Regions from separate parts of the Homo sapiens genome. Here regions 2 and 3 are each linked to region 1. A link is a loop called in an ENCODE intact Hi-C map of the cell type or tissue named here. Cell type or tissue: endothelial cell of umbilical vein. All regions are shown on one strand. Links, peaks and the distances in the headings refer to the core of each region. The heading gives the core; the rest is flanking DNA. Region 1 overlaps UBR3 (ubiquitin protein ligase E3 component n-recognin 3). Region 2 overlaps MYO3B (myosin IIIB). Region 3 overlaps UBR3 (ubiquitin protein ligase E3 component n-recognin 3).

Region 1 (11,111 bases), core at 1,383-9,382:
GAATGCATATGTATGGGAAACAAGAGGTGGAAAGTATTTAACAGCTGTAACACCTCTCATGATTACACCTAAAATTCGGTCTTGCCTTTCCTGTTGCGGCCTGTGTGGAGTTCACTCGTGGGTCTCTGAGACCCAAAAATTGAGAGCATTTTCGCACCCCAGGGGCTGCGCCTGTGCCATGCCACAGATCAAATATATTGAATTACACTGTAAATGCCATGGATATCATTTGGATTACCATGAGAAAAAGGGAAAGAAGGAAAGTTGAGAGGCTTATGAACATTCAAAGAAGTCAAAGAAAATGATTGGTCTGAAGGCTAAGCTTTATCTTAAACAGCACCATGCTGAGAAAATACAAATGAAAAAGACCATCAAGATGCATGAAAAGAGAAACACCAGACAAAAGAAAGACTCCACAGGGAGCAGTACCTGCCTATCTGCTGGACAGAGAGGGACAACCTCAAGCTAACGTACTTCCCAGTATGATTAAGCCGAAATGAAAAGAGAAAGCAGGAAAATGGAAAGTCCCTCTGTCTAAATGTAACTTGCCCAGGGAGATACAGAAGTGTTAAGAGTTATTTGAACAGAGCCAGGTGCAGTGGCTCATGCCTGTAATCCCAGAACTTTGGGAGGCCAAGGTAGGCAGATCATTTGAGGTCAGGAGTTCAAGACCAGCCTGGGCAACATGGTGAAACCCTGTCTTTACTAAAAATACAAAAATTAGCTGGGCATAGTGGCAGGCGCCTGTAATCCCAGCTACTCAGGAGGCTGAGGCAGGAAAATCACTTGAACCCAGGAGGCTGAGGTTGCAGTAAGCCAAGATCGCTCTACTGCACTCAAGCCTGGGCAACAGAGTGAGACTCTGTCTCAAAGTTATTCCAACAGGAAAGAGAAAGACGCAGGCATAGAGGAGGATGGTTACTAAAGTCTGCTTTGTTGGAGATGGCTTTACAAGAAAACTACTTATCTATGGAAGATTCATCAGGCCAATGGGCTTGCGTTTCAAGAAAGCCCATGTAACACATCCTGAACTGAAAGCCACCTTTTGCCTAACAATACTTGGTGTAAAGAAGAGTCCCTCATTCCCAATGTATATAACTTTGGATGTTATTACCAAAGGTACTGTTACTGAGGTGAATGTGAGTTGGGCCTTGTGACACAAGGAGGCAAGGTTATTTGGGGAAAATAGGCTGTGGTTACCAACAATCCTGAAAATGATGGATGTATAAATGCAGTCTTACTGGTCTGACAGCACTTTCATAGATATTTATTGAAGACTACACACCAACTGAAAAAACTGCCATTACTGTGATGTTTCTGAATACTACCAAACAGCCTTACATGTCTGCAATCAAGAGATTTATTAAATTGTAAACATTAAAATGGAAAAAAAAATTCGGTCTTAAATTTCTGCTTCACTGCTATTCCGGACTCTTCTGCGGATTTACAAGCTATGTACTGTCTAACCTCTAGTACGGTTTATAACATCACAAGGGTGGCTTATCGCATTGCCTGGAGGGATTGACCATGACTATCAAGAAGAATAAAAATATTGCCATACAATTGGTAGAGCAATATTTTGGAACTTAAAAACCCCTACCACCACCCCTACCATAGACCAAGCTTGAAAGGCAGAAATTTAACACAGAATGATTACAGCCTTATAGAAACAAAGACAGGACCAATCACCAGAAGCTCAGCCCTTTCAGAATAAAGTTTGGTATCACATCCTTGCTCAAACAAATCCAATCATCCGTTGAGGTGTGCTGGATCACGGATGGTAAAAGAAGAAAGTCATATATATTTGACTGTATATTAGCTGCAGCTTTATGACTACTTGCAAATCTTGCTTACTGTATCATATATCTTTGCAACATTTTCATTCTCTTACTATTGAATTCAGGGTGAGCAGGTACTAATTAAAATTTTCCAGGCCATCTGGGTGTGAGTACAAATGACAGGAACAATGGACATCTCTCAGAGCTACTGGATGCAGAGAGGCCTGATGATGTAAGGACTATATGTGACATCAGGTTGCTTATTTGGGAAAGTCACAGATGCATTTGCAGTCATAAGTAAAATGGTTACATCATTTTCAACAGCAGAAGTGAAACTGTGAATGAGAAGAAGGGTGTGTATGAGCCAGGCAGGTAAGATGTGAAAGTAGTGGGCCACTAGTTTGTTTTTTAAATCCTCCTAGCATCCTTTGCTGCTTTCTTATATTAATAACATTATAAGTTCTTTTAGAAAATAACCCCTTTTCTTGCTCCGTACAGTTCTGATGGGGCTGTCCCCAACACAAGATCCTGCCCCACCACTGGGGTATATGTATTACAACAGTTAGGCCAACCAGATTCTCTCTCCCAGGAATCTGAACCTTGAGCATGCAAATTAAAGGAAGGAAAATGGTTGAGGCTTAGTTATCTGGTGGCAGCACTTCAGAGAAAACAGAGCAGAGATATTTGTGGTTTCTCTTCTTCCCAAGCGATGACAGTTAAGCTCTTCAATTCTGCAGGTTACCAAGTATGCTTCCAATGAATCCTGTTTTTTTTTTTTTTTCTGTCATAGTTTGCTTTGGTTTTCCTTATTTTAAATCAGAACTGGATTTTGTTGTTCCCAAACAAAGAATCTTAACTGATAAAAAAATTCAGAAGTAGTAATTCACAGACAGTTTTTCAAGGGTAGTACTGTTGGACTATACAGCTCCTGTCACCATTTACCCTGCTAAGTCTCGCTATACAGATTTAACATTCCTGAGAAAGAGAATCTGGTTGACCTAGGGTCAGGATCAGGGTTAGGAACACAAGAGTGGAGCAGGGACACAAGGGGGAATACAGGTCAAATGGTGGTGTACTTACATAACTGGCAAAAATTCTGCATTAGCATAAATTAATAAATTAATCAAATGTCTACTACACTGCCTCTACAATAATTATCACCTAATTATATGAAAAGATTAAATATTTTAAAATGAAAAATTCTTATTTTCCATCAGCATACATACAATAATCATTCATCTAAAATGTAGGCTTGATTTTAACCTATGGCTCATATGAAGACAAACTCTGGGTGTGCTCATCACTTTTTTCCCTGCCTTGGTTCTACAATTATACCCCTCTTACTCCATGTCATCCTGCATAGGTTTTCAGACATCAAAGTATGATGTCAAATTATTGCTATATGCTCTGTGAATAAAGAAATTACTAGACAGGAAGATATTTGTATATGTAATATGCAAGATTCAATTAACTTGAATTTCCCTTTTTTTTTAAAAAAAGGGTATAAAATGAGATAGCATCTTTTTAAGGATTTCAGCAAAAAATGGAAAAGAACAAAAGCAGAGACATTTATAACTTATGCTTATCTTTTATTATTCACTCCAATGTTTTAAAAATGAAACCTAGTCTGACACATTCATCTGAAATATTAATTTTTTATTGTCCCTTTGATGTTCAAAATTAAAATTCTCACTTTCCCTGAAACTTGGCTCCCCTTTAATACGTTCTATTTCTGCCAAAGACACCACCCCACAACTTAATTGTTCTACAAATATTTATTAGGTGACTAGTATATATGAGGCACTTTCTAGAAACCGGGGATAAATAAGGAACAATTTCTGCTTCGTGGAGCCCCCATTCAGATACATTAAAGAAACAAATGTAATGAACATGGCAACTGTTAGAGAAAGTCACAAAAGTACAGCCTTATAGAACAACAGAAAAAAAAGGGATTAGGATGTAAGGAAGATGGACTATCAGACAAATCTTCATGGAGGAAGTCACATTTATCTTAGCAAAGGTAAATGTTACTTAGCAAACAGTGATTATTAATTCAACAGAAGGGTAGGAAGGTTGCTTTAGTAACAGCAATAAGTAATGTTCTAGAAGTTTAAAAATGTATAGCATACTTATGAAACATTCTTTTGTGATTTGAGCAAGGTAATGGCAGAGGGAGGCTATACGATGAGATGGAAAGGCAAGCAAGATGGTGAAGATCCTTGAGTGCCATGCAAGGAGTCCATACCTTCTTCCATAGGCAATGGGGCATCAGCAATGGTGTTTAAGCAGCCGCATGTTCCTACTGTAGCTGTATATACTAGACACTACTCTCCTAATGATTGGAGTTCAAGATCTTAAAGTCATGTACATCTGGTCACCAAGTCCTATATTTTTCTCAAATGTCTCTTACATTAGTTACTTTCCAAGTTTTACAATCAGAAAAATAGTCTAGATTTTTTTCACCACCTAAATATTTTCTGGCTTCCCTTTATCCTTACTTTAATTTATCCACTAAAAAGACACCAGAATTACTCCCCAAAATACTACTTTCATCACATTATTCAATTTTAAAAAACTGTAGTTCTAGAATTCTGAGACTCCAACCATGGCATACACAGCCACTCACTGCTGTTCCCACTCTACTTATCTTCAATACAAACCCTTTAACTAGCTGAGCTGGTAGCATAGGCCCAAGAAATTTTAAAGTTAAAGACATGACCTTTTAGATTTGCTAGTCCAATTTGTTTTAAAAATATAAGCCAGTTCTTCAAACAAAAATGTAAATTCCTTGTCTACCTTAAAATTCCTTTGTATCTACCAAGTCTAATCCTATGATTACTTAAGGTATTCAATAAAAATCTGCTGACCCCAAACAAACTAAAAGTATTGACTAATGCCTTACCTTTGTTAGCTGAAATATTTCTTCCATTATAAATACAATCTACATAAGTAAACAATTTTTTCAATTTAATCAAGTTTTATAATTGCTGTCAAAAACAGATGACCTAAAATTTAACAGTCCTCATTATTCTCTTACCTATTAGCATATCACCACCGTGACAAGCTAGTACAACTCTTTTAACATACCTTTCCTTGTTCTGCATGTCTTTCAGTAAATGATTTTATCTCAAAACACCACTGAGTTATAATATCAAATGCTGGAACTGGCCAATCCAGACAGGAGGCACTGATGAATGGATGTTCTGTTTGGTAAAACGTTGGCAGAAGTCCCAGGCAGCTGGCAAGAACTGAAAATTCTTCTTCTTCCTTTTAGACATGAAATAGGAAATTCTGAAAATATTTCATCAAGAACATTTCCTATTACATAAAAGGTCACCCTCATCAATTACTTTGAGACAATAAGAAAACTTTCTTAACTGAGTCAACTGAAAAAAAGTGAAGGGAGTAAGAGAAACAAGAGAGAAAAAGGTTCCTAGCTGTTATATCTAAATATCCCCAAAATACATCTCTTTGAAATATAACTCCTAAATGTCATCTGCTTCTTTTATACATTTATTTTTTAAATAGAGTTGTTATATATCTAATGGTTCTATAGAACCTAGCTACTCTATGAAAGCAAATGTTAATATGGGGCAAAGAGAAAGTTATTTCTGGTTTAAAACTTTTAGGTTGTCAGTGTGGATAAGGAACAATAATAAAAACATGGAATTCACGAGAGAGTGCTAAATAATGTGCCTAGACTTTGAATGAGTGTGAAACAAAATCAGTTTTAAAAAGGGGGGTGGAATTGTTAGGAGCCAGGTAATCCAAAGCTCTATTTGCTAATAAAAGTACCAGAGATATCAGTGACCAAGAATTCATATCTTAAAAGTTGATATTTAAAGAAGCTTATTAGTCTTGGAAACACAGAAATATATTCCCCAATCCCTCTTTATTTAACCGAAAGACCACATAGGAAGCTAATGTGTCTACTCTCCCTTGTCCACAGAATCAATTCCTATTATCCTCCAAATTCCAGCTCACTAGGGAAGCCTTCCCTGACACCATTTAATGAAACCTCAGACCACTCAGCTCCATTCAGATATAATTAGTCCTTCAAATCTTGTAAACACTTTTATTCTTGCATTTATGTTCCTATTACTTTTTTTAAATTTTATTATTATTATGCTTTAAGTTTTAGGGTACATGTGCACAATGTGCAGGTTAGTTACATATGTATATATGTGCCATGCTGATGTGCTGTACCCATTAACTCGTCATTTAGCATTAGGTATATCTCCTAATGCTATCCCTCCCCCCTCCCGCTACCCCACAACAGTCCCCAGAGTGTGATGTTCCCCTTCCTGTGTCCCTGTGTTCTCATTGTTCAATTCCCACCTATGAGTGAGAATATGCGGTGTTTGGTTTTTTGTTCTTGTGATAGTTTACTGAGAATGATGATTTCCAATTTCATCCATGTCCCTACAAAGGATATGAACTCATCCTTTTTTATGGCTGCATAGTATTCCATGGCGTATATGTGCCACATTTTCTTAATCCAGTCTATCATTGTTGGACATTTGGGTTGGTTCCAAGTCTTTGCTATTGTGAATAGTGTCGCAATAAACATATGTGTGCATATGTCTTTATAGCAGCATGATTTATAGTCCTTTGGGTATATACCCAGTAATGGGATGGCTGGGTCAAATGGTATTTCTAGCTCTAGATCCCTGAGGAATCGCCACACTGACTTCCACAATGGTTGAACTAGTTTACAGTCCCACCAACAGTGTAAAAGTGTTCCTATTTCTCCACATCCTCTCCAGCACCTGTTGTTTCCTGACTTTTTAATGACTGCTTTAAAATCAAATTTGCCTTCTCCATAAAACTGTGAGTTCTCTGGAAGTAGGAACTCTGTCCTCCTAATGCTTGGCACATAGCAGACGTTCAACAAATGTCTGCAAAACTAATTATGCACATTAAGTACAAAATTCTGAAATATGCTACAAAGAAGAAATGCAGATGAAAAAGAAAAATTATATGCAGGCTGAGAAACATGTTAATTTTCAAATATCTAGAAATTTACAATTCTTCCATTTATATAGTTTAACAAAGAAGGCATTTTAAAAAACTTTACTGAGCTATAAATCCACATACCATAACATTCAACCATTTTATGTATAGTTTAATGAATTTTGGTAAATGTATAGTCATGCACCCACCATCACAATACAGTTTTAGAATAATTCCATCACACCCTAAAATTTGCTTATGTTCCTATGCAGCCAATCCTGGCCCCTACTCTTTGGACCCAAACAGCCACTGATATTTCTACTATTAAAATCATACAGGATGTAATCTTATGTACCTGGCCTCTTTCACTTATTTTGAGACTCATTCATGTTATACCACATTTTGTTCATGCATTCACATGTTGATGGTTGTTTCCAGATTTTGACTATGAATTTGGCTATTATGAACATTCATTTAGAAGTCTAAATGTAGACATATGTTTTCATTTCTTCCAGTTGATACTTAGCAGAACTGCTGGGTTGTATAGTAAGCATATGCTTAATATTTTTAAAAACTGCCAAACTTTTTCCAAATTGACTATACCGTTTTGCATTCCTATCAGTAATGAATAAGATTTCTAGGACTTCAAATCCTCGCCAACACTTGGTATTATCACTTGTGATATTAATTGGTACTTCTCTAATGAACAAGGATGTTGAGTATCTTTTCATCTACTTGTTGGCCATTCATATATATTCTCTTAAGAAGTATCTATTCAAGTGTTTTGCCCACTTTTGTGTTGGGTTTTTGTTTTCTTACACTTGAGTTAAAAGAATTTTTGACACATTCTGGATACAAGTCTTCTTTCACACAGCTAGAAAAAAATTTTAGGTATAAGCCACATACCATAAATGTTACTCTTTTAATATATACAATTCAGTGGTTCTCAGTATATTCATGAAATTGTGCAAGCCTTGCCAGTATCAAATTCCAAAATATTTTCATCACCCCATTGTAATTTGAATTATGTTATTAATTTCATTTTCAGATTGCTCACTGCTAGTGTATAGAAATACAGTGAAATTTTTGTACATCTATCTGTATCCTACAACCTTGCTGAACTTATTAGCTCTAATAGGTTTCTTTGGAGATTCCTTATGGTGTTCTAGAGGTAAGGTCATTTTATTTGCAAACGAACTGTTTTACCTCTTCCTTTCCAATCTGGATGTCTTTTTTTCTTTTTCTTGCCTACCTGCCTTGCTAGAAAATTTAGTACAATGCTGAAAAGTGGTGAGAGCAGGCATCCTTGTCTTGTTCCAATCTTGTTCCTGTCTTTCACTATTAAGCATGATGTTAGCTAATAGTTTTTGATATGCTCTTTTATCAGGCTGAGAAAATTCCCTTCTATTCCTAGCCTTGTGAGTGTTTTTACCATGAAAGTACATTAGATTTTGTTAAATGCTTTTCTTTGACAAATGAAATGATCATATGGTTTCCCCCCCATTTATTCAATTAATATGTGAACTAAATTAATTGACTTTTGTTGTCGAACCAACTGTGCATTCCGGGATAAACCCATTTGGTCATGCCCATGTTCAATGCAGCATTAGTTACAATAGCAAAGATATTAATCAACCTAAGTGTCCATTGATGGATGAGTGAATAAAGAAATAGCCCTCTGTATTCAGGAGTTCCATATCCATGTACTCAACCAGCCATACATCAAAAATATTTTTTTAAAAAATAACAATAAAATACAAATAATATAATAACTATTCGTATAGCATTTATATTAGGTATTATAAGTAATCTAAGGTGGAGATGATTTAAAATATATGGGAGGGTGTGCATATGTTATAAGCAAATACTACACTATTTTATGTAAGGGACTTGAACATCTAAGGCTCTTAGTATCTGGGGGGGGAACAAATCCCCTACAGATAGCGATGGATGACTGTATACACATGAAATATTATTCAACCTAAGAAAAGAAGGAAATGCTGTCAATTTATCACAACATGAATGAATCTGAAGGACATTATGTTAAATGAAATAAGCCAGTCACAGAGAGACAAATACTGCATGATCTCACACTGGAATCTTAAAAAGTAGAAGCAGAGTAGAACGGTGGTTGCCAGGGTCTGGGAGAAATGGGGAGATGTTGGCCAAAGGGTACAAACTCTGTTATAAGATGAATAAGTTCTGGAGAGGTAATGTACAGCATGATGACTATATTTAATAATACTGTATTGTATACTTGAAATTTGCTAACAGAGTAGGTCTTAAATGTTATCAGAAAACAGATAACTATGTGAGATTATGGATATGTTAATTAGCCTGATTGTGGTCATCATATACAATGTATACATATATATCAAAACATTACATATTGTATACTATATATATAATTTTTACTTGTCCTTAATATTTATAACTCAAATATTTCTTGTACCTCAATAAAGCTAAAAGAAAAATACCCATTTGGTTATAGTGTACTATCCTTTCTATTGCTAATATTTTGTGAAGGCTTTTGCTTCTATGTTCATGGGAGACATGGGTTTGTAGTTTTTTTCATAATGCCTCATTCAACTATCAGGATAAAACTGGCCTTATAAATTGAGTTCAGAAGTGTTCCTTCTTCCTTTATTTTCTGAAATAGGTTCAGGAGTATTGGTACAATTTCTTTCTTAAATGTCTCAGAGTTTACCACAATGTTATCTTTGTTGGTATAAAGTTCTTGATATTTCTTTTCTGGATGCATAACAATTATATAAGTTTGATAACTAAATTAATTCTTACTTGATATACATATATTCAGATTTTCTATTTCTTCTTGAGTCAGTTTTAGTAATTTGTATCTTTCAAGAAATTTAACCATTTTATCTAAGTTGTCAAACTTGTTGGCAAATGTTATCTATATATTCTCTTATGGCTCAATATGGATGTCTTCCCTTTCATTCCTGATACTGGTCATTTGTACCACCTCTCCTTTTTTTTTCTTATCAATCAGCTCTCTTCCAGCTCAGCTGAGCTCCTGTCATCTGGGTTTTACTGATCTTTGTAAAGAACCAGATTTTGGACTCATTCATTTTCTCTACTGTTTTCACTATTACAACTTCACTGATTTCTGTTCTGATTTTTATTATTTCTTTTCTTTTACTTGCTTCAGGTCTAATTTGCTCTATTTCTAGCTTCATATGGTAGAAACTTAGATAATGATTTAGATCTTTCTTCTTTTTAATTTTTATGCGTTCGTTCATTTTTTAATTTTTTTGAGACAGGGTCTCGCTCTGTCACCCAGACTGGAGTGTAGTGGCACAATCTCGGCTCACTGCAACTTCTGCCTCCAAAGTTCAAGTGATTCTCCTGCCTCAGCCTCCTGAGTAGCTAGGACTACAGGTGCACACCAACATGCCCGGCTAATTTCTGTATTTTAGTAGAGACGGGGTTTTACCATATTGGCCAGGCTGGTCTCAAACTCCTGACCTCGTGATCTGCCCGCCTTGGCCTCCCAAAGTGCTGGGATTACAGACGAAAGCCACTGTGCCTGGCCCTTCTTTTTTCAAATAAAGTATTTGAAGTGATAAATACGCCTCTAAGAACTGCTTTAGCTGGATCCCACAATTTCAGTATATTGTGTTTACATTTTCACTCAGTTAAAAATATTTTCTAGGCTGGGTGAGGTGGCTCATGCCTGTAATCCTAGCACTTTGGGAGGCCAAGGTGGATGGATCACTTGAGGTCAGGAGTTCAAGACCATCCTGCCCAACGTGATGAAACCCCATCTCTACTAAAAATAAAAAAAGATAGCCAGGCATGGTGTTGGGCACCTGTAATCCCAGCTATTCAGGAGGCTGAGGGAGAAGAATTGCTTGAACCCAGGTGCAGAGGTTGCAGTCAGCTGAGATCACACCACTGCCCTCGAGCCTGGGCAACAGAGGGAAACTGTCTCAAAAAAAAAAAAAAAAAAATTATTTCCTTGTGATTTCTGCTTTGATCCACAAATTACTTAGAATTATGATGCTTATCACAGATTTGATGATTTTCTATCTGTTATTAATTTCTAATTTAATTCTGTGTAGTCAAAAAACACACTTTATAACTCACTTCTTTGAAAATTGATACTTTACGGCTTGACACATGGTTTATTCTAATGAACGATATTCCATGTGTAGTTGTATATATATAATATATATTCTGCTGTTTGTTGGAGAAGTTATAGATGTAGTTATGTCATAATAGTGTTGTTCAGGTCTCTTTTATCCTAGTTGATTTGCTCTCTACTTGTTATTGATTACTAAGAAGGCACACTGAAGTCTCCAAATATAATGTAGATTTGTCTGTTTCTTCCTTCAATTCTGTCATTTGTTTATATAATTT
Region 2 (11,111 bases), core at 1,205-9,204, 150 kb before region 1:
AGAATCAGTTTTTCCTCTTTTCCTCTTTGGTGGATGAAGAGAAGGGGCAACAGCAGATGCTTTGACCCTTCTCACCTCCCCAGAGAGGAGTGAGGACAGCCTTAAAAATTCCAAATGCTCCTGGTAGTTGTTCCTTTGACATTTCTGGCTTAGCACTTCTCACTCAGCACTCGGAGGGGATGTGAGGCCTCTGCTCTGGGCCTCACATGCTTCTGCACATCTGGGATCTAAAGCCCTCAGATAGGGTCTTATATTTAGACCCACCAGGAAGAGGGTAATAACATATCACCACCTCCTCCAGAATCAGCCCCCCGCCTCCACACTGACATATGACACATGACTCAACCTCCCCACAGAGCTCCAGCTGAGAGGGAACTATCGCTGGAGCTGAGGTGAAAACCTGGGGCTGCATCCAGTCATTTCCACCCCTTGCACCTTGGGCCGTTTGCCTGCTGGAACACTGAGCGTCTGGGTTGTGCCTCAGGGCCTTAGAAGACAGAACCACTCTGCAAATGTAGGCAGGCCAGGGCCAGCCTCAGAACCAGAGAAGGAATCTGTTTCTTTGAGCCTGACACACAATGCCTGGGGTGAACCAGGCAACAGCAAAAGGTTACGGAATCTCAGAGATGAATGTCTCTGGAGAAGGTAGGCAGGTCTTTCAGCCAATGATCTGAAGTTCTAAACCTCTCATTTAACTCTCCTGAGCTCCCAAAGCCTGCATTCCTCACAGTGATATGACCGGCAGACAGGGTCCCATGAATCTCCAGTCTTTTAACAGAGCCAGGTAAAATGGAACCTAGCAGCCACGGCATCAACATTAGTTCACTCTTACTGGGAACTTGGTGAGATCCCACCCTCATTGCTTGTGGAACATCAGAGCCATGGAATATGAGAACTGAAAGCAGGTCTTCCCTCTAAAAACAGTAAATGTTCCCTGTAAAATAGACAGGACCTTAAAAGGCAAAGACTACCTAAGCCAATTTCTTCTTTTTTACAGATGAGAACAGGCTAAGCAGAGGTAGGCATAGGGGCAACATATGCCACCACTGTTAGAAGCCCCTATTGCGTCTGGCACTGCCCTGAACAGTTGCAGTACATTATTTCATTTTATCTTTTCAGGCAGGTTTTTTTCTCCCCATTTTACCTCTTTTAACTTCTCCCCATTTTACTAGTCAGAAATATTAAGTAACTTGCCTGAGGTTACTGGTTATATGGGTAGCAGGTATCTATGATTTGCTCCCAAATCTATCTGACTCTAAAATTTGTGCTTTTTTATTCAAACTGAAGCCATATTAAAATAACTGAACCACAATCATTTTCTAGAAAATGAGTGGCAGAGCCAAGAGTAAAATGTAAATCTCCTAAATTCAATTCTAAAGAACTTTATTTTATTTTTTCCATATCCTTCTCTTGGGCATTAATTACACTGGCTTTTAGCATCAGATTGAAATATTACATTTTCCTTCATATATTAGGAAGGATAATTCTCATCTATGTTAAGAATTGGGGGAAAAAACAATTCATGACTTATCTGGTACACTGGTTGTCACAATTAAATAATTTGCTGTGGTATAGTGGTTAAAAGTAAGGACTTTGGAGACAAATATCTGGGTTCAAACTCTGGTGGCATCACCTAATAACTTGTCCAAGGACAAGAATAATTACTTTCTGTGACTCATCTACTTCACCTAAAACATTGGACTAGCAATAGCACCCCCTTTTTGGTAGTGTTGTAAGATTTATAAATGAGTTAATACACACAACTCACTTAGCACCTAACACATAGTAAGCACTCGCTAAACGCTAGCTCTTATTTGGGAACCAAACCCATTAGCTAGAGCTTAGGGAACAAAATGGTAATAATGACAATAATAATAATTCAACTCTATAGTGTTGTATGTCTTTCTCAGCCCTTTGACACAAAATATCTCATTTGTCATCTCTAGCCCTGGCAATGCCAAAGGAAATAGCATTATCGTATCATTTACTAGGAATGGCATAATTAACAAAGGCAAGAGTGGCTGCAAAAAGCTTGCGATATTTCTGCATTAGTGTAAGCTAGTTGTTATGGCAACCGTCCCTTGTCAACGACCCTTTGCCAGGCAGAGAGAGACCCATTTTTGGAGCCGTCACAGCACATCTGTTTCTCTGCTCAGCTGATTAGCTCTTGTTTGCAACAATGAGCAGATGGAAGTAAAGAGGGGGAGAATTTTCTGAAAAGAAGCAAATGTTTATTTTATCCACAAGTCTGTTTTCCAGTACAGAAACAGACCGTTAGCTGTTTTAGGAAGATGCTGCATATACTAGATCCTTAATGCATGGCGGAATTGCAAAGTGTAGTCAACCTATAAATTATAGGTGATAGGTCCTTCATGTGCATCTTTTAAAATGATGTCTCACACTCCAATTTCAGAGTATACTTCCACTATATCTCTGCGTGTCTTTGTTATATGAGCTGGTGTCTCAGTTAGCTGGTACACATTTTCCACAATGAATATCCCATATGAACACACTGTAAAGTGAGAGTACAAGTATCCTTTCCCTGCCTTGGTTTCTTCATCTGCAAAATGGGACTTGCATTCCCATGCTCTCTGAAAAGCCAAACAGCTTCAATATTTACTAGGTATGTGAATTTGGGCTCGATTCCTCCTATAGCTCTTTAAGCCTCACTTTCCTCAGTGATCAAATGGAGAAAATAACATCCACTATTGAGAGCTGTTGTGAAAATGAAATAAAATATTTTAAAAGCCCCTATCATAGTCCCTGGTATAGAGTCAGTCCTCAGTAAGTGAAAGTTTCCTTCCCACTATGCCTCTGCTTAGCAAGTGCAATGTTCAAAATATCTGACAATCAGGTGGCATGTGGCACTGGCCATCCCTGCTTGTCAAACAGACCTTTCCCCCCATAGTTACTGGATCATCAGGTCAGAAATGTCCCAGGGTAAAAGACAGGGCACCTCTGGTGGCTGAGGAGCACTCAAGGGGCTCTGGATGGCAGCCATTTACCATCCAGAATGAATAGTTTAATATCTTAACAACCAGCCTGGCCACACAGTGTACATCAGCTAAATATAAGCCATTATTTTCAAAGTCTACTGGTGTCCTCAATAAAAACGATAATGACAACATTGGTTCTTTCTCTTGGGTTTCAGTCACTTACAAACACTGAGTTTAATTCTTTGCTATATGTGATGGTAGAAAAAGTTTTTTAGGTATCAACTACCCCTAACCCCCTGCCATTACCATTAATCAACATAAACTAGGCTTGTATCCCTTTTGCTATAGGCCAGGATATTACCTGGCATGTGTTTGATATAAAAATTGGTTGAGCAATATTAACAGCGGACACGGGTTACATTGGAAATCCCTTAGTTGAATAAGTCACAAAATATGGATTCCAGTCACCATTACCCACCTACCCACTCTGTGTCTATGGACACTTGGCCTGACAAAGCCTTAGATTCTTTATCTACAACATCAATGTAATCATGCCCGAGTGGCACTCTCACAGGTAGATGACAGTGTTTTTAAAATACTATTTGTAAAAATTCTACGCAAATGTGGGATACTATTATTCATATTACTTACTATAAGAAATTGGCTGTCAGGAGATAGTGGAGGAGAAAAGAGATAATAAACATGGCTAATAGGAAGACTGTGTTGTTTTTGTGAGTTTTTTTAAGTGCATAAAATGCAGGCTAAAGTTTTAGGTCAGGAGACCAGAGAGGCTTAATCAGGTAAAGAGAAGGTTCAAGGAAGTGACTATGAGCTGGCCAAACATCTCAGGAGATAATAATAATTTTAAAAATGCTTTGCCTGAGAGTAGGTAGGAGAGAACAAAAGTCTGGGGGTGTTGGGCGCCCACACAGGAAGGCAATTTGGTATGCTTTGTACCTTCAGAAAGAACCACGTTTGCCTCAAACACCAAAGGCTGAGAGAGTGCAGACAGTCTATGTGTGTGGTGTGTGTGGAGTAGGGGAGGTGGTTGTGTATGTGTGTGTAAACAGGCAAAGCTGAGCCTCTCACTATGCTAGCATCTATAACCTGCAGCCCTGCAGGTTCTAAATAGTTGACTAATTACCTTGGAAACTTGAATGATTTAATACAAAGGAAGGGTGCTAAATATTAGTATTTGGGAGCTTGTTATTGGTTGAACTGTGTCCTCCAAAAAAAAGATACATTTAAGTCCTAGCCCCCAGAATCTCAGAACGTGAACTTATTTGGAAATAGGGTCACTGTATATACAATTAGTTGAATTCAGATGAGGTCATACTGGAGTAGGGTGGGCCTCTAATCCGACGGGACTGGTGTTCTTATAAGAAGTCATGGACATGTGAAGACACACAGAGAAAATACCACGGCACTACAAAGGCAGAGACTGGAGTTACGCAGCTTGCAAGCCAGGGAACACCAAAGATCACCAGCAAACCTCCAGTAGCTGGGAAGAGACAAAGCAAGATCCCTCCCCTAGAGGCTTCAGAGGAAGCCTGCTGGCATCTTGGTTTCAGATTTCTAGCCTCCAGAAGTGTGAGATAATATATTTCTGTTGTTTAAAGCTACCCAGTTTGTACTACTTGATTACAGCAGACCGGGAAAATAAATATAGGGTGGAAAAGTCTTCAACCCCAAGAGAGGAGGAAAACCCACTTTAACTTCTCGCTGTTTGGTTGCACCATGAGTGCCTTCACCTGTGGCTATTGGCATGTTGGAGCCACTACTGCCCCTCAGATATTCACAGGCACTGTTGTCATAACTGCCCTAAAGTCAGTCCCAGAACAATGAAGCCATGCAGCTTGCAGCAGTCATAGCCAGGGAGATTTAAAAATCGGAAGTTTTCATGACTCTATTATTATGAGCTGCTAAATCAACAAACTCCGGAACAAACTACCTCTGATCTTATTATACGAGAAACTTAATTATCTATTGTTCAAGTTATTTTGCTCATGATAATCTCCTAAATAGTCTCCATGTGAAATTTTTCTTTCTCTCTTAAGATAATCTTTCCTGTAGTCACAGTATGCTACTCACATACAGTGTGTTTAGTTTATAAAAAATTGTTCTGATCTTAAGCCAGGCATGTTGGGGCATGCCCTGTAGTCCCAGCTACTCGGGAGGCTGAAGCAGAAGGAATGCTTGAGCTTAGGAGTTGGAGACCAGCCTGGGCAACATGGTAAGACCCCATCTTTTAAAAAAAAATTCTACTGATCTTGACTTTTAGATTAACCCTTTTATTATGCCAAGCAATTTATTTCCCCAGTAGTATTGTTTCAAAGTTCTAATACACTAAGGGCATCCCACAGAACTCTTCTCCTACACTGCTGAGTTGATACTACTCTGCCAGTATCTTTCAACTTTAGTAGTGTCCAAATGAGGTAGTAAGAGAAAATGAGTAGGGAGTATTGACAATATGATAGTCATTTCATGCTGCAGCTTTGAGGTGCCCCAGTGAACTGTGTGTCTTGACTGCTCATCAACATTTGATTGTACTGTGGTCACATTCCATTAGCTACCCGGTTTGTAGAATAGCTACCTGAATTAAATATTACACTTACTCAAGCTTGTGGAATAAAAATGGAAATAAAAAAGGGAAAAAACAATTTGGTTCAATTCCTCAAAAATAAAATAGGATCAAGGATCTCTCAGCTGCATTTTAAAAATAAAGCACAAGTCATCTGCAATGCTCTTATTCCACTGGCATTGGTATTGCGTGCATTGTCGTATTTAATCTAAAGACCACTTATTCATACAAGCAGAAGTGAAAGCATATCAGGATCAATATACCACACAGGCCATCATATGAAGACAGTGTTAATTTGAACCATTACTGATTATACTTTCAAGGACTGTTCTTGACCCAAAGCATTGCTCAGATGGACAATATAAATGCTTGTTGAATTGAATTGAAAAATGGAAGGTTGTTCTTGTGGACATTCCTATGGAGGATTATGGCGCAAAAAGAGACTTTGTTGGAAAAAATGCTTCTCCATTTAGAAAATAAAAATGTGAGAATAGTGCAGGCCTGATTCCCAAGAGCTACAGCCTGGGTCCCAGAGCATACTGGACACAATCACACATCCTGAGAGAATCCTGCACTTGAACAGTCAGACATTCACTCCTGCAACGTGCTGTCAAGGTGTCCATACCTTAAACTGCTTACTTTTCAATTGATCCACTGCAACAGGCAGGATGCAGTGCTGGCTTTTCCCAGCTAACAGGGGAACCACTTCCAGGGAATCTGAGCAAAAAGCTCACCATAAACTGTCCCCTACAGAAACACTCCATTTTTTTTTTTTTTTTTTTTTTTTTTGAGACGGAATCTGGCTCTGTCGCCCAGGCTGGAGTGCAGTGGTGCAATCTTGGCTCACTGCAAGCTCTGCCTCCCGGGTTCACGCCACTCTCCTGCCTCAGCCTCCCGAGTAGCTGGGACTACAGGCCCCTGCCATCCTGCCAGGCTAATTTTTGTATTTTTAGTAGAGATGGGGTTTCACCGTGTTAGCCAGGATGGTCTCGATCTCCTGACCTTGTGATTCGCCTGCCTCCGCCTTCCAAAGTGCTGGGATTACAGGCGTGAGCCACCGCTCCCGGTCAACACTCCACATATTTTATTCAATCCAGTTAAAGTTGGAAAGTCAGAAACACCTCTTTTTTGATTGTTTTGTTTTGTTTTGTTTTGTTTTTGAGACGGAGTCTCACTCTGTCTCCCAGGCTGGAGTGCAGTGGCACAATCTCGGCTCACTGCAAGCTCCGCCTTCCGGGTTCACGCCATTCTTCTTGCTCAGCCTCCTGAGTAGCTGGGACTACAGGCACCCGCCACCATGCCCAGCTAATTTTTTGTATTTTTAGTAGAGACAGGGTTTCACTGTGTTAGCCAGGATGGTCTCGATCTCCTGACCTCGTGATCTGCCCACCTTGGCCTCCCAAAGTGCTGGGATTACAGGTATGAGCCACCACACCCGGCCACAAACACCTCTTAATAAATGTACAAAGCCATTTATACATAAATGTACAAAGCCAAGAAAATGCTTCTCTTAATTATATTTTGTGATTTTGAAAATACCAATTTGCTCTAGAGTAGAACAGGAATACCATCTTCCGTGTTATATCACCCCAAATATTAGTTGAGTGACCTTAGTTATGCTTTCCTTTCAGAACAGATCTAAATCTACAGACAAATTTGCTAATATCAATAGTTGTGAAGCCGTCCTCAAACTGTCCTGCAAGTGCATCTTATCCCTTTGGCTTTCTTACAGATGGATGCATTCATTCATTCAACAGATTTTTTTTTTTTTTGAGAGACAGAGTCTAACTCTGTCACCCAGGCTGAAGTGCAGTGGTGGCATCTCTGCTCACTGCAACCTCTGCCTCCCGGGTTCAAACAATTCTCCTGCCTCAACCTCCAGAGTAGCTGGAATTACAGGTGTGTACTACCACACCCAGCTAATTTTTGTATTTTTAGTAGAGATGGGGTTTTGCCATGTTGGACAGGCTGGTCTCAAACTCCTGATCTCAAATGATCTGCCTGCGTCGGCCTCCCAAAGTGCTGGGATTACAGGCATGAGCCACCGCTCCTGACCCAACAGATAATTTTTTTGAGCATGTACTCTGTATCAAGCACTATATTAAGAGCTTAGGCATCCCAAGTCCCTGGCAGACCTGAGTCCAGTTGGGAGACCTGCCTGCCAACAACTACAATGCAGTGGTGATACTGTATTAAGGGAGGGTCTAAGGACGTGGTGGAAACTTAGGGAAAGGAGCCTCAATGTGGGCAAGGGATTAGGGAATGTTTCCCAGCAGAGCTAGCATTTGAGACTTGTCAATTAAGGAGGAATTTTCCAGAGGCCTGGGGGCCATTCCAGATGATATAATAGTACACCAAGGGTTTAAAGGAAAGACACATCAGTAGGGATTTGGAGAGTCACCTGCTGTTCACTACTGTTGGGGCATTAAGAACAAGTAAATTGGGGGAAGTAATCTGAAACAAGGCTGGATAGATAGGGGCTGGAATATTAAGAGCTTTATTCAAAATTCAAAGAAGTTTTGACTTTATCCTGCAGTGCTTCTCAAAGTGGGATTCACAAAGTCCCTAGATAACTTTTTATGTTTTTGGTTTTGTTTCAGTGATAATTGTATTAATAATAATAATAATGGGAGAAGGAGGAGTAAAAACATAGTCTAGATCATCTGGATGACTATTTGTCACACAGTGTTCATATTATGTTTACTATTAAGTTGGCACCAAGCCAACACAGATGTAACAGTTGGAGATCAAAAGAGGTGCTGTTTGAACAAACAGATTATGCTAGCTGAAATGGAATAAAGTAGTAGGAGAACTGAGTAGCCGCATGGTACGTGGTTGTAGGTGTGCCAGACTGAAAATAACCCATACTATTGTGTCCTGAAACATAAGCACACTGCAAAGGACAATGGAGAGTCACAAAACAGTATCATTTGTCTCATAAAAGTAGAGCTGCTTACTTGAATGTTACTGGCATTGTATAATAGCTTTTTTTCATAATACATTTTTTTCCTTTTGGTTTTATACTTCTGCAAATAAAAATGACAAAGAGTTTATATCTAGTTTTATGTTTTGTAAAACCTATTTAAGAAATATTTAAGATTTAGGTAAACACTGGAAATTGCAGCATTTTTCTTTTTCTTTAAAATGGGCCTATCCATTACCCAGTATGAAAGAAAGAGCCATAGATGATGGGAGGCGGGGGAGGTCACTGAAGAAATTTAAGCAGAGATTAGTGTGAACCACTTACTTTGTTAGGAGACCACTTTGGCAGTCACACAGAGGAAATACCATCATGCAGAGATGGAAAGACATCTAAGGAGGTGACCATCTGAGTCCTTTTATTAAAAGAACCCATTTGTTTAATCCAGAAAGCTGCTCTCAGGCAAAGGTCAGCATACTGTGGAATTAAATGACCTGAAAAACTAAACTGCACTGGTGTTTCAGAGCAAGACTCATCTAGCTGGAAGGTTCCCCAAACTTCTACATGCGTCATTTTCCAGAGAGTTCTGTGATGATGCCAAACCTAAATTAGGAATAAATCCCATGTTTCACTACAGAGAGCCGACAAAGTACACAAGATAAGTTGCTATGTATCTGGTAACAAAAAAACAACCAGGGCCACCGCATATAGTTCTGTAGGCCAGTTGGTGCTGAAATCTGGCTCTTCACAAAGCCATATACCTCTGGGGCTGCATGTATCCAGGGAAGTTGACTTTTTCTAATTTATACAAGGGCTGATGAATTTGCCAAGACATGGCCCTTGGAGGGGGCTGCATCTTCTGGAGGGACACTTTCTTCTAATTGCATGAAGGTGCCCTGTGGGATAGCTATAACTTAATCTTGCTTTTCTGAGGTTACATCTCACCAGCATCGCTGACCAAACTAGTACTCTTAAAGTTCAATGAGGATAATGGACTTTCTTCTCCCTAAAAATTCTGCAAAGCATATGACTTACCCATAAAAAGGCATAGTACCAAGGCATTCAACAAGTGCAAAGAAAGAACTAGGTATTTCCAGCTTACCTCAGGGGCCATCCAGAACGGGGTGCCAACAGATGTGTTTCTCCGCAGACGTGTACTGGTGAGTTGAGCTGAAACACCTATAAGGAAAGAGTATCAGAATTCAAAAGTGAGCAAAGTATGATGCTAGACCAGCAATCGGCAGACTTTTTCCACAAAGGCCAAATAAGTACTTTAGGCTTTGTGGGCCATATGGTCTCTGTCACAACTACTCAGTTCTGCTGCAATAGTACAAAAGCAGCCATAGTAAACACATAAATGAATGAATGTGGCTGCATTCCAATAAAACTTTATTTATAGATGCTGAAATTTGAATTTCATATAATTTTCACGTCACAGAATATTTTGGGTTTTTTTTTTCCAATCATTTAAAAATGTAAAAACCATTCCTAGCTCATAGGCCATATGAAAATAGGAGGTAGGTCATATTTGGCTCACTAGCTGTAGTTGCCAAACTACAACTCTGGAGCATTTATCACTCTATTTAAATCATTAGGATTTTTTTTTTTCCCTAATGGACATCCCTGTCTATATCACTGCAAAAATCAAAAGAAAAATATCAACAACTAGGATCAATCCAAAATATCATCCTATTATATTTCCAAATTATTTCACATGACTTCTTTCTTAATAAGGGGCTTCATTTTATGGAGAAAGAAGATCGGCTGCACTATCTGTAACAGAGCATCAGTGTAGACATAAAAAGATTTCAGTGCCTTATCTTGCCTAGAAGCCTGGAAACCTGGCAAGAAAGCTGTGTTTGTCAAATGGAAAAAGAAAATGACTAATAACATTATCTGGGGCTCAATGTTGGGGACCTGAATTCTAATGTAACTCCAATGTCCTTTAACCAACTGTCTTCTTCATATCACGAGAGCGTAAAGGTCCACAGGATTAAAAATCAATGTTTTCCATCCCAATTATGCTTTTTACTAATTATGTGATTGCTTCACCTTTGAGCCTCAGTTTTTTCATCTTTAAACTAGGGATAATCACAACAGTCACACCTAACACGGAGGGTTCTTCTTAAGACCAAATAGGAGAACAAATGTGAAAATGCTTTATAAATTGCAAAGCATTTTACACACATAAGGTATTCTTTTATACCACACAGAAGTCTCACATAGACCTTAAGAGAATGACAAGGGTTGCCACTAATGTCATTGATGACAAAAACTTAGAAACTGAACACTATGTGTTCTTAGCAAAGGACACACCTTTGAAACATGAGCATAGATTTGCCAAGGATCTGTGGGTTTATTGGGGGATGACTGCGGACATTCTCTTTATTAGAGAGCCAAGAAGCTCTTTAAAGTCTATTTGACCTAGATAATTTCCCATTTTACCAAGTCCTCCACCACAATTTTGGTAAAAACAACTATACCTTTCTGGTTTTAATTTCTAGACATTCCTTTTGCAGCCACTGAAAGTTCAGGAACCTTCTAATGGAAAGATTAGGAACATTTACTCTATGTCAAATCGCAAAGCTGCTGAGTGAATACATCAGTATCAATTCCCACCCCATCCTCATCCTTTCAGTCTGTTTCCCCTCACAACATATTTACAGTCCCCAGA
Region 3 (11,111 bases), core at 989-8,988, 110 kb after region 1:
TGTGGGGGGGGGCGGGGGGCGCATACCCTGTAGGGGGGTGGGGGGGGCATACTCTCCTCAATTTGCTTTAATATGAAGAAATAGTAAAGAGCATGCAAAACTTCTTGATTAATAGCTCTTGTTCCACACTTACTACTGTATAACCTCAAATTTACTTAATCTCTCTAAGCCTAGGCATCTGTATGTGGGATAATACTACCTATCTCATGGATGTGTCAAGACAAAATGCAATATACAGAATGTATTATCACAGTGCTGAGTACACAGTTAACATACAAAAATATGTTTCATCCTCATCATGATCAACCACCAAAATTCATACTCTTGGACCCAGACCAAAAATAGAGGAAAAACTGTATGTACATAATGTTTATTATCATTAATATTAGAAAAAAAAACCCTACACAGTCCACTTGTGGGTGAATGATTAAGCAAGCTGTAGAATAAAAATGATGACAGCAATAGCCAACGTTTATATAATGCTTATTATGTACCATTCTATTCTAAGCATTTTAAATGTACGTACATTTGACCCTCTCAACCCTATGAGGTAGTATAAAAATTCCTTTGTAACAATGTGAAAACGAGGTAGAGAGAAGTTAAGTAAATTACTCGAGGCAATGGAGTGTGGCTGAGCTATAAACCCAGTCAGGCTCCAGAGTCCATGCTCACAACCACTACACTATACTGCTTCCCCAAAGAAGTACAGACTTTAATAGTTACAAGAAGCTTTCAATAATAATGTAGGGAAATTCTTACACTAAAATATTGGGTAAAAAGGCATGGCATAAAATTGTGCTATATAGTATAATCAGTAGTGTACATGTTATTTGGATAGTGGGATCAGGGATAAAATTGTTCCTTCTTGAGGCTTTTCTGTACTGTATAAATTTTACAATTAAAATGTAATATGTTTAATAACAGAAAGTAATTCCCAAATAAATTCTTATTCTTTATTAAGTACCTGAACTCTCACTGGGAACGTAATTCTGTTGCATTTCAGCTATACCTATCTGACAAACCGGACAAATCTTAATGGATCAAGGTTATAATCTAACACCTTGACTCCTACACATAGATGGCTAGTAAAAATTAAAAAAGGTGGTGGGGAGGATAATGATCAAGAAAGAAGGATGAAAGGAAATGCAGAAGTAATACTGCCTCTTCATGTAGGAAACTTGATAACTAGAGAAAGGCATTAAACAGATAGGCAAGAGTGCTAATCACAGTAGAAATGTGTTGCATTCAGAGAGAAAAGTTTTCATACTTAAACTACCTAATAATGTACTATATTTGATTAGAGGATTTATAACATACTGTATGTTATAAATTTGAAATATTTTGTATGTTATGCTTCTACATTAGAATTTTTGTTATATACAAAGATATAGACACAATAAAAAGGAGCAACTACAGTAGTCTCCCCTTATCTAGGATTTCACTTTCCATGGTTTCAGTTACCTGTGGTCAACCATGGTCAGAAAATATTAAATGGAAAATTTCGGAAATAAACAATTCAAAAATTTTAAACTATGCACCATTTTGAGTAGCGTGATGAAATCTCATACTGTCCCATTTGGTCCTGTCCAGGATGTGAATCATCCCTTTGTCCAGCATATCCATTTCTGTTATCAGATCAACTGCTGTAATATCCCAATGCTTGTGTTCAAGTAACACTTATTTTACTTAATAATGGCCCCAAAGTATAAGAGCAGTGATGCTGGCATACTGTTGTAATTGTTCTATTTTATTATTGTGTTGCTAATCTCTTACTGTGCTTAATTTATAAACTTTATCATGTATAGGAAAAAAACAGTATATATGGGGTTTGATACTACCCATGGTTAGTTTCAGCCATCCTCTGGGGGCCTTGGAACAGATCCCCAGTGATAAGGAGATACTACTATACAGATTATTTATGTCCTTACAACACAGATATGAAATAAGACACACAAAAAAAGGAATTTGACAAATGAGGGAGAGGATCTGGCTAAGGTTAAATTGTATCAGTACTGCTGCCAAGTATTAATACTACTTCAGGTATAGGCCCTGCTTCGTGTGTTAATAATACTATAGTACAAAAAGTGACATGTAAATAGTCATTAAAAGCAGAACAACATGTGACTTTGCAAGTTTTATCTTGAGCAATGGGTGAAAATGGGGTCTCAAACAGGCTTTTTGGGGTCAGATATCTCTGGAAAGAGACTGTTATAAATAAAGGGAATACAGAATCAGTGTGATCTGGAATCCTAGTGGTGTGGCCATGGCCAACATAAACAAATGAAATGCCCGTAAATCTTTATTGCCTCACCTGTCACCACTGCAGCATACAAGAACCGAGACTGGGAGAAAGTAGAGCTCATTATCCTGAAGACTTCTGTGAACTGCCTCTGTTTGCTAGCAATCATATTTGCCTGATCCCTCAATTGTTCTTCCTGTGCCCTGGCTACTGCCAAAAGAGGTCAAACCTTCCAAAAATTAGGACATGGAGTCAATAACTTTGCACTTATGACATTCAAATCTATGATCTTGACTATAACTGAGCTGTAAGCATTGTTTATCAATCTTTATTTATAGTCAGCTTTCATGACCAATGTCTCCCACTCTCCTCAGCAATTCCAAACTTCAGGTCACATTCTTTTTCACCCAGAACTCACCTTTTACCTAACCCTGAAAACTAAAGCAATCAAACGTCATCTGCCTGAGCTTCCCATTTCCCTTAAAGCCAGTGGAACTTACCTCTATCTCCATCCATTCTTTCCTCCTTCCCTCCAGTTTCCTCAGAGGATAAGGTGACCATTCTCTTATTCAAGGCAATACCACCCAATCTGCTCTGGGTACGTTGCTTAATTGATTCCTCAGAAAATTGTTTTTGTTTTGTCTCACTTGTGAGTGGAAAGTAGCAAATAAAAACAATTTCTTAAAGTATTAATTAAGCTTTTCTCTTAGTTCTTAAAATTGCAAACATACTGACATGGGTGAACTAAAACTGTACATCAGACTAGTTACATCACCTGACAAAAAAAGGACTGCTCTTAAGTAACTTCAGAGCACAAAACTTTGACTATATATCTTTGGTGGGATGCAATGAGGACAAAATAATCTGTAAACAATTTAAAATTTGTTATACTTTTTAAACATTTTTTTTAAATTTAAGAAATTTAAAAGTTTTATTCAATAATTTCATTGTTTAACATAGTACTGAGTTAGATATTCTGAAGCTATTTTCTTTGTTTTGTAGGAAAGTAATTTTCTTAGGTATGATGTACTGTGATTGTGTAAGAGAAGATTCTCAATCCTAAGGCATGCATGTTAAAAGTATTTAGCAGTAAGGTCTGCAACTTACTTCATTTAGTAGAGAGAAAGCAAGAGAACAAATACAGAACAATGTTAACAAGGTGATGGTTATATTGGTATATGGGTGTTCACAACACTATTCTGTCAGCTTTCCTCTATGTTTGGAATTTTTCATAAGAAAAAAATAGCATTGTAAAACCTCATTTTGGTAAAAAATGCATTTATATGCATATGTACTTAGAAAAAGTCTTGTAAGGGTATAACCTAGGTTAGGAAATCTGGTAGTAAAAATATATTAGTTCTTATTTTTTATTATTTGTGTTTTCTAACTTTTAATAAAAAATTTAGTGCTTTTGTTATAAAAAATTAACTTTATACACTGAAATAATACATATTAAGTATTTAACTCAAGATTACAGGCTAAATATCTGCTTTTGTCCCGCATTCTTTTTTAAAAAACTCCTACTGAAATAAAGATAGAAAAAAAAATGAAGAAATATTCCCACAGAATATAGAAAAAGGATGAAGTGGTAGGAGAGAATTTCACCAGCAAATAAGAGATGTCAATAACATTTCTGAGACTGGAGGAGAAAGAGACATGATGACAGAGAAAAGATATGTGATATCGGAAAGTTACAGAAAAGGAAGAATTGATCTATCCATTAGAATGTCAACTCTGGGCTCAGAATCAGCACATGAGGCAGAAGACAGGAGCCATAAGTATAAAATGACTCTGAAAACAGAATAATTATTTGAAGGACTGTATACAGACTTCACTACATAGCACCCCAATTCCTTCCCCAACTCTGACTAAACAGAGCATCCAGGGGGCTTGGCATTTACCTCACAGAAAAAACGGATCATCCACAACAACAAAAACCAGCCTATTCTTATCCAAAGAAACTGAACAAGCAGCTTAGAGAAAACTGGGGCTTCTAACGTGAATGTTAGCATCTGGGCGCTCTGACCTAGAGCAGTCAGCCCTTCTCCCAACCCTAATCCAAATCTGACAGTCAACACACTTTACCCATGTACACAGACTAGAGACAATTACTAGGACCAAACCTCTTTACACCTCAGTAAAATAAACCCACAAGAGCTACCCAGACCACCTCTCCAGGACAATCAAGAATCATCAGGCAAATGAGGAAAACTAGCAACATGAAAGACTAACATAAGTTTTTCAAGCAATTTAGAAGGATAATTTAGAAAAACAGATAAAGAAAAAAAAGAAACACCCTAAACTCTTTCAGAAAGATTTTTAGAGAAAATTCTATACACATAGTAAGAACAAGATACTGAAGAGAGGAAATCTCTATGTATGTAAAACAAAAAGAACAAATGATATAAAAGATAAAACACATTAAAAAATTAAAAGATCAATCTAGGAGATCCAACATCCAATTACGAGTCCCAAAAGAGAATAAAATGTAAGAAGGAAAGTATTGCTGTATAACAAAATACCCTGATGCTCAGTGGCTTAAAAAGAATTATCTCAAACCGTTTCTGAGGGTCAGGCATCTGGGAGCAGCTTAGTGGTATGGTTCTGTCTAAGGAGCTCTCCTGAAATTGCTGTCAAACCTGCAGTCATTTAAAGGCTTAACTGGCACCAGGTGCAGTGGCTCACACCTGTAATCCTGGACTTTGGGAGGCCGAGGCAGAAGGATTGCTTTAAGGCCAGACCAACCTGAGCAATACAGAAAGTACCTTGTCTCTTTAATTAAAAAAAAAAATTTTTAAGAAAAAAAATAACAAAATTAAATAAAAGCTTAACTGGGACAGGAAGTTTCACAACCAAGCTCACTCACACGACTGTTGGGGCAAGAAGCCTCAGTTCCTCACTCACATGGGCCTCCGCAGGGATACTCATGACATGGCAGCTGGCTTCCACCAGAATGAGTAATCCAAGAGAGAGAAAAAGTAACAAAGACAGAAGCCACAACGTCTTTCATTACCTAATATGAGAAACAATATACCTTCACTTCTGCCATATAGGTCATGCACTTCTATGTAGAAGACTACACAGGGCATCAGGACCAGGAGACAGGGATCATTCAGAACCATCTCGGAGGATGACTATACCAGTTATCAAAAAAAAAAAAAAAACATGGGAAAAAATTCTCATAGTTTCAGAGATATGAATCTTCAGACTGAAAAGGCTCATTGAGCACTAAGGAGGATGGGAAAAGATCTCATAGATACAAATGATAAAACTTCAGATCTCTAAGGATCAGATAATCACAAATGTGTCACAGGAAAGGAAAAAATGCTCACCTACAAAGGTGTAAGAATTAGATTACCACCAGACTTTTTATCAAATGAACGGTAAAAGACAAAAGGGCAATGCCTTCAGTTGTAAAGTTGTGACAGAAAATGTTTATCAACCTGGAATTCTATATCCATCTAAATGAACAATCAAGTGTGAGAGTAGACTAAAGTCCCTTCCAGAAATAAAGAATCAGACGGTTTAGCTACCAAACATGCATTATTAAGATCTGAACCAGGCATGGCAGTGCATGCCTATAGTCCCAGATACTAGGTAGGCTGAGGTGGGAGGTCTGCTTGAGCTCAGGAGTTCAAATCCAGCCTGGGTAACATAGCAATACCTTGACTCTTAAAAAAGAAAAAAAATGTATATATATACTTGAATTGGTACCCCAATAAAATAAGATTTTTTAAAAAGATGACGTTAATATGTAAGAATCTCTATTATCAATCCCAAAAGGGGAAAATCCTAAGGTAATAGCTATAAGGCATGCCTGGAGAACAAATGGACCAGATTGGAAAAGAACTGGTCCATTGGAAAAGAATTCCATGCAAAAGACTACTGTATGATTGAGTAGATAGAATAATAGAGATATCATAAAGGCACATTGGTTCTTGCTACAATAAAATTTTAAAAATAAAATTTTAAAAAGACAGTTGGGGAACTTCAAGGAAAACAAAAGGCAACATAACAAAGTCATGGTCCATATAGAAACAAATAAGAGGTGGTATGGGTTTAGCAATCAAGGGACTGGAAGAAAAGAGGCTACGTACTAAAGATAGTCTCTTTGAAGGGGTCCAGGAGTTGAGCCACTGGACTCAAAAACAGTCGATGTAGAACCATTATGTAGCACATTATCTAGTCTTGTACTCAACAGCATTCAAAAAGTCATACTAATACAAACTCTTCATTGTTTTAATGTCTTCATATGGAAGACATTAATGTGACTGCAAAACAAAATGTCAGCAACTTTGACAATTTAAAAGTTTAAAAGTATCTGAAAAAAGGCAAGAGGTAAAAGAGGAAAGGAAGGATGGGGTGCTTATTAGTTCATTTTATATGAAGCGGTATCAAGATACTGACTACTACAATAGAACGATACGTAAATATTGTAATTATATTAAACATGTAAAAAAACAAAAATATAATTATCAATTTTTGTAAAGAAGAGAGAGAGAAAGGGAAAGTAGTGTCAATAAACTAAACCCTCTTCTTTCATATGATAAAGTCAACTGATGCTAAATAAATTCCATAAACAGAATTTCAGTACAGGTTAAGTATCCCTTATCTGAAACGCTTGGGACCATTAGTGTTTCAGATTTCAGTTTTTTTCAGATTTCAGAATATTTACATAGATATAAAGAGATATCTTGGGGCTGGAACCCAAGTCTAAACACAAAATTCATTTACGTTTCATACATACTTTATGCATACAGGCTACGGTGATTTTATACAATCTTTTTTTTTTTTTTTTTTTTGCTCTTGTCACCCAGGCTGCAGTGCAATGGCATGATCTTGGCTCACTGAAACCTGTCTCCTGGTTCAAGCAATTCTCCTGCCTCAGCCTCCTGAGTAGCTGGGATTACAGGTGTGCACCACCAAGCCCAGCTAATTTTTTTGTATTTTTAGTAGAGACGGGTTTCACCATGTTGGTCAGGCTGGTCTCAAACTCCTGACCTCAAGTGATCCACCCACCTCGGCCTCCCAAAGTGCTGGGATTACAGATGTGAGCCACCGCACCCAGCCTTATGCAACATTTTAAATAATTTTGTAAATGAAATATAGTTTTGACTGCAACCCATCACAAGAGGTCAAGTGTGAAACTTTCCACTTGTGGCATCATGCCACAACTATATGCCAACCAGTTGGAAAACCTAAAAGAAATGGATAAATTGGCCTTTGGTCTTTCAGACCTGTAACAATGGCCTCTTGGGGGTTTTCAGCCTTCAGCCTCAGACCGGGTACTGTACTTTCAGCTTCTCTGGTTTTGAGGGTTTTAGACTTGGAATGAACTATGGTACTAGCTTTTCTCATCCCCCAGCTTGCAGATGGCTGATCATGGGATGTCATCTTTGTAATTACATAAGCCAATTCTCCCTAGTAAACTCCCTTTCATATATACATATCCTACCATTTCTGTCCCTCTGGAAAAACCTAATAGAGATTTTGAACTTCATAGCTCTCCAGTAACAGACCCAAATGAAAAGGAAATCAACAATTGCCAGAAAAGGAACTCAAAAGACGAATCTTAAGTTAAAAACTTTCCACTTGTGGCATGATGCCACAAGTGGAAAGTCAATGCTCAGAAAGTTTTGAATTTTGGTACATTTTAGATTTCAGATTTTCAGATTTTCAGATTAGGGGTGCTCAATCTGTATTCTTTCTGTCAAAGTTATATCCTGAACATTAACTACACTAGATGGTTTAGAACCCATTAGGCTAAATCTGAACTGATCGCTATACATTTCTTCAGGAAGTTGGTTATGAGTTTAGGTAAACAAAAATGCATGAAAATGTACATGCCTGCTTGAATGCATATATGTGTGTATTTTAACTAAATGCATGACTTTATTTTCTTTCCACAATTTTTTCTAAAAATCAAAGAAAAAAATTTGCTGGAATGGAAGAAATAGTCAGGGAAGGGAATACCCTGGTTAACTAAAGACTGACACTGAGATTTAATCTATTTCTCCAATGTGTGTAAAAGGCTACTATCATACAGAAACATGGTATCCTCTCTCACTGTATAAATTCTAATGCTAATCTTAATGGAAATGAGAAGTTCACCTGATTTTAAGAAATAATGAAGGGATACCAGAAAGAGGCACTAGAAGCATTTGAAACTATTTTAAGGATTTTAAGATAATTTCACAGAAAAAGATCAAGACAAGTAAATGTACATTGATGGATCTCACAAATCTAAAGACCGTTTAACAGAAGAGAACAAAAGGAGCATACTATATTGCTACCATCAGGAAGAACTTCCTAACAATTACAGCTACTAACAACAGAATATAATAAAAGTCTATAATAAAAGTCTGATCTTCCATCACTATATTGTTTAAGGACCAAATAAACACTAGAAATCAAAAGTGTGTAATGTTTTAAATTAGTAAAAGACTGGACTACATCATCCCTAAAGTAATAAGTATAATTATGAGAGTTCTAAACTAATAATTTTGACTTACCAACATCCATTGCAGTTTCCATAAAGCTTTTCTGTCGTGAAGCAAACTCCGCAAGCAATTTCTGCTGCCTCTCTCTAGCCTTCTGTCGCCTAGATTAAACAGAAATAAAGTTTTAAGTATCAGATGCGCTTAAGACCTAGCTACTATATTTCAGGAGTATATAATGTATGAAAAGCCCCTGGCACACAGGTGAGAACAATCTATTTTCTGTATTATGTATTAAATTTCTTCTAATACTTGATTGTCCTTAAAAGGATTCTACTAATTTTAAAAGGTTACAAACTCACTGGTTTAATAGATAAAAATAAAAGCCAAGATGTACTTTAAAATGTGAAATAATAATTAAGGTAGATAGAATATTTGGATTTCCAATAACACAAGTTCCTAAGTATACGTCAGAAGGTAGCAAGACCAAGAACATATTTTTTTAGCAAGAGACTAACAATTTAATCCCAGGCACAAATAACAGTAAACTGATTGCTAGAAGAAGCTATGATGTTTAGATATAAACAAAGTCTAAAAGATAGGAATAGTCATATTTACTGTTACCCTAAGAATAGGCCTCTCCTAACAGAGAATGAACAGAAGCCAGTAAGTTTCCCCGTTTCTACTAGGACATATTTCAAGTTTGGTTTATTTTGTATAAAGTAAAAGAATGTGAAGGAGTCTCAAACACAACATAAGAATAAAACTGTATTACAAAGCCCTAAATATTCCCTTGGATTAATTCACTATATTATATTTATTATGTATGCCTTATCTACTTCCAAAGAATATTTTTTTTCTTTTTGTAGCTTAACGGCTAATTTTATTTTATTATACTTTAAGTTCTAGGGTACATGTGCACAATGTACAGGTTTCTTACATATGTATACATGTGCCATGTTGGTGTGCTGCACCCATTAACTCGTCATTTACATTAGGTATATCTCCTAATGCTTTCCCTCCCCCCTCCCCCGACCCCACGACAGGCCCTGGTGTGTGATGTTCCCCTTCCTGTGTCCAAGTGTTCTCACTGTTCAATTCCCACCTATGAGTGAGAACATGCAGTGTTTGGTTTTTTGTCTTTGTGACAGTTTGGTCAGAATGACGGTTTCCAGCTTCATCCATGTCCCTACGAAGGACATGAACTCATCCTTTTTTATGGCTGCATAGTATTCCACAGTGTATATGTGCCACATTTTCTTAATCCAGTCTATCACTGATGGACATCCAAAGAATATTTTAATTGCAACTGGTTGCCAAAAAAAAAAAATCCACCAATACAGTGTTACCATAACATAAGAATAGGAAAATAAGTCAACTAATAAAGAAAGGAGACAGGTTTCTTCAGATTATGTGATGCTAACAATACTAGTAAGCATAAAGTTTCACTCCCAGTAAGGAAAAGTTAAATTAATAATTTAAACAAGAAGTGAAGGAGAGGAAGAAGAAAAAATGAAAGGTTAGAAAAGGTAAATTATATGTTAGTTCACGGAAGAGATAAATTTTTACTTGAACAAAACTCAAAGAGGAACTGATGTCCTTTGTGTCATACCCATAATACAGAAGACATGAGAACATAATGGACAGAGTATACTACAGCAGTTTCTTTAATGACCATTTATTATATCTATACAGTATAGAAGTCAAAGCATTATGTTAAACTGAGAGTCTATGCAATCACTGTTATGGGAAACCTAAAAGTATTTTTCTATTAATCTGATATGATTCAAGGATATAACATACAAAATTCAGAAGAATGAAATACAGTAATTTTTAAATTATCCACACATTTGCTCCCATGAAATTAGTGGGGATAATCAGGAGCAACTACAAAGTCAAGTTCTGTGGTCCACTTTACCATGAGAAGTTACATATTTTTGCCAATAATATTCAAAAAATTGTTAACACTCCTTTTCTAACATTTACAGATAATTTAGGATCCACATAAAAAACTCGCCTTATTATTTTATAACAACAATTCTTTTATACTGTTTTTGAGCCAAAATATTATTATCCAGGTTGATCACTCAACTTATTCATCAAAGTTAACTCTCAATGATGTTGGCCATTTCAAAAAATTAAATCTACCCATCCCCTCTCTTCCCTTTCTGAACATGTCCTAGCACAGAGTGTCAGGACTCGACAACCTGGCACGGGAGGGCATTTGTATGGTAAAAGATTAGAAGAAAGTGGTTATATATAAGGGAGTTGATTTTTAAAAAAGTTATATATATATATATAACATTTTAGTTAAATATATGTAATTTTTAACTAAAAAAGTTAAATATATCTATCCAGATAGATAGATACACAGATAGAGAGAGAGAGAGAGAGAGAGTTATAGGTGTCAGGTATCTCACTGCAGAAGTAGAGAG

The links. Hi-C counts contacts between places; a loop is a spot of excess contacts. Peaks named below come from ENCODE experiments on the same cell type or tissue, not always from the same donor. Only the 100,000 strongest peaks of a DNase experiment are listed, where the experiment ranks them.
Region 2: it touches region 1 in a loop (2.3-fold over the local background); 1 of 110 quality-filtered maps calls a loop at or near these places.
Region 3: a loop joins it to region 1, with 2.5 times the contacts of the local background. A loop is called at or near these places in 1 of 110 quality-filtered maps.

Annotation. Positions count from the first base shown.
Region 1 is chr2:170,067,362-170,078,472 of GRCh38, reverse strand. UBR3 (ubiquitin protein ligase E3 component n-recognin 3) reads right to left here. Exons shown (of 39, transcript NM_172070.4): 36 at 4,866-5,045. It also overlaps the pseudogene NSA2P5. Among named protein-coding and RNA genes, the nearest start is that of MYO3B, 110 kb to the left of the region's middle. RefSeq lists an enhancer at 1-697. In endothelial cell of umbilical vein, for the core only: no CTCF peak of the experiment used is centred there; a DNase peak (open chromatin) is centred at 5,002; H3K27ac peaks cover 347 bases.
Region 2 is chr2:170,215,824-170,226,934 of GRCh38, reverse strand. MYO3B (myosin IIIB) reads right to left here. Exons shown (of 35, transcript NM_138995.5): 6 at 9,540-9,616. Among named protein-coding and RNA genes, the nearest start is that of MYO3B, 43 kb to the right of the region's middle. RefSeq lists enhancers at 4,647-5,147, 4,743-5,942. In endothelial cell of umbilical vein, for the core only: no CTCF peak of the experiment used is centred there; a DNase peak (open chromatin) is centred at 4,934; H3K27ac peaks cover 1,306 bases.
Region 3 is chr2:169,956,167-169,967,277 of GRCh38, reverse strand. UBR3 (ubiquitin protein ligase E3 component n-recognin 3) reads right to left here. Exons shown (of 39, transcript NM_172070.4): 24 at 8,752-8,840. Among named protein-coding and RNA genes, the nearest start is that of UBR3, 130 kb to the right of the region's middle. In endothelial cell of umbilical vein, for the core only: no CTCF peak of the experiment used is centred there; no DNase peak of the experiment used is centred there.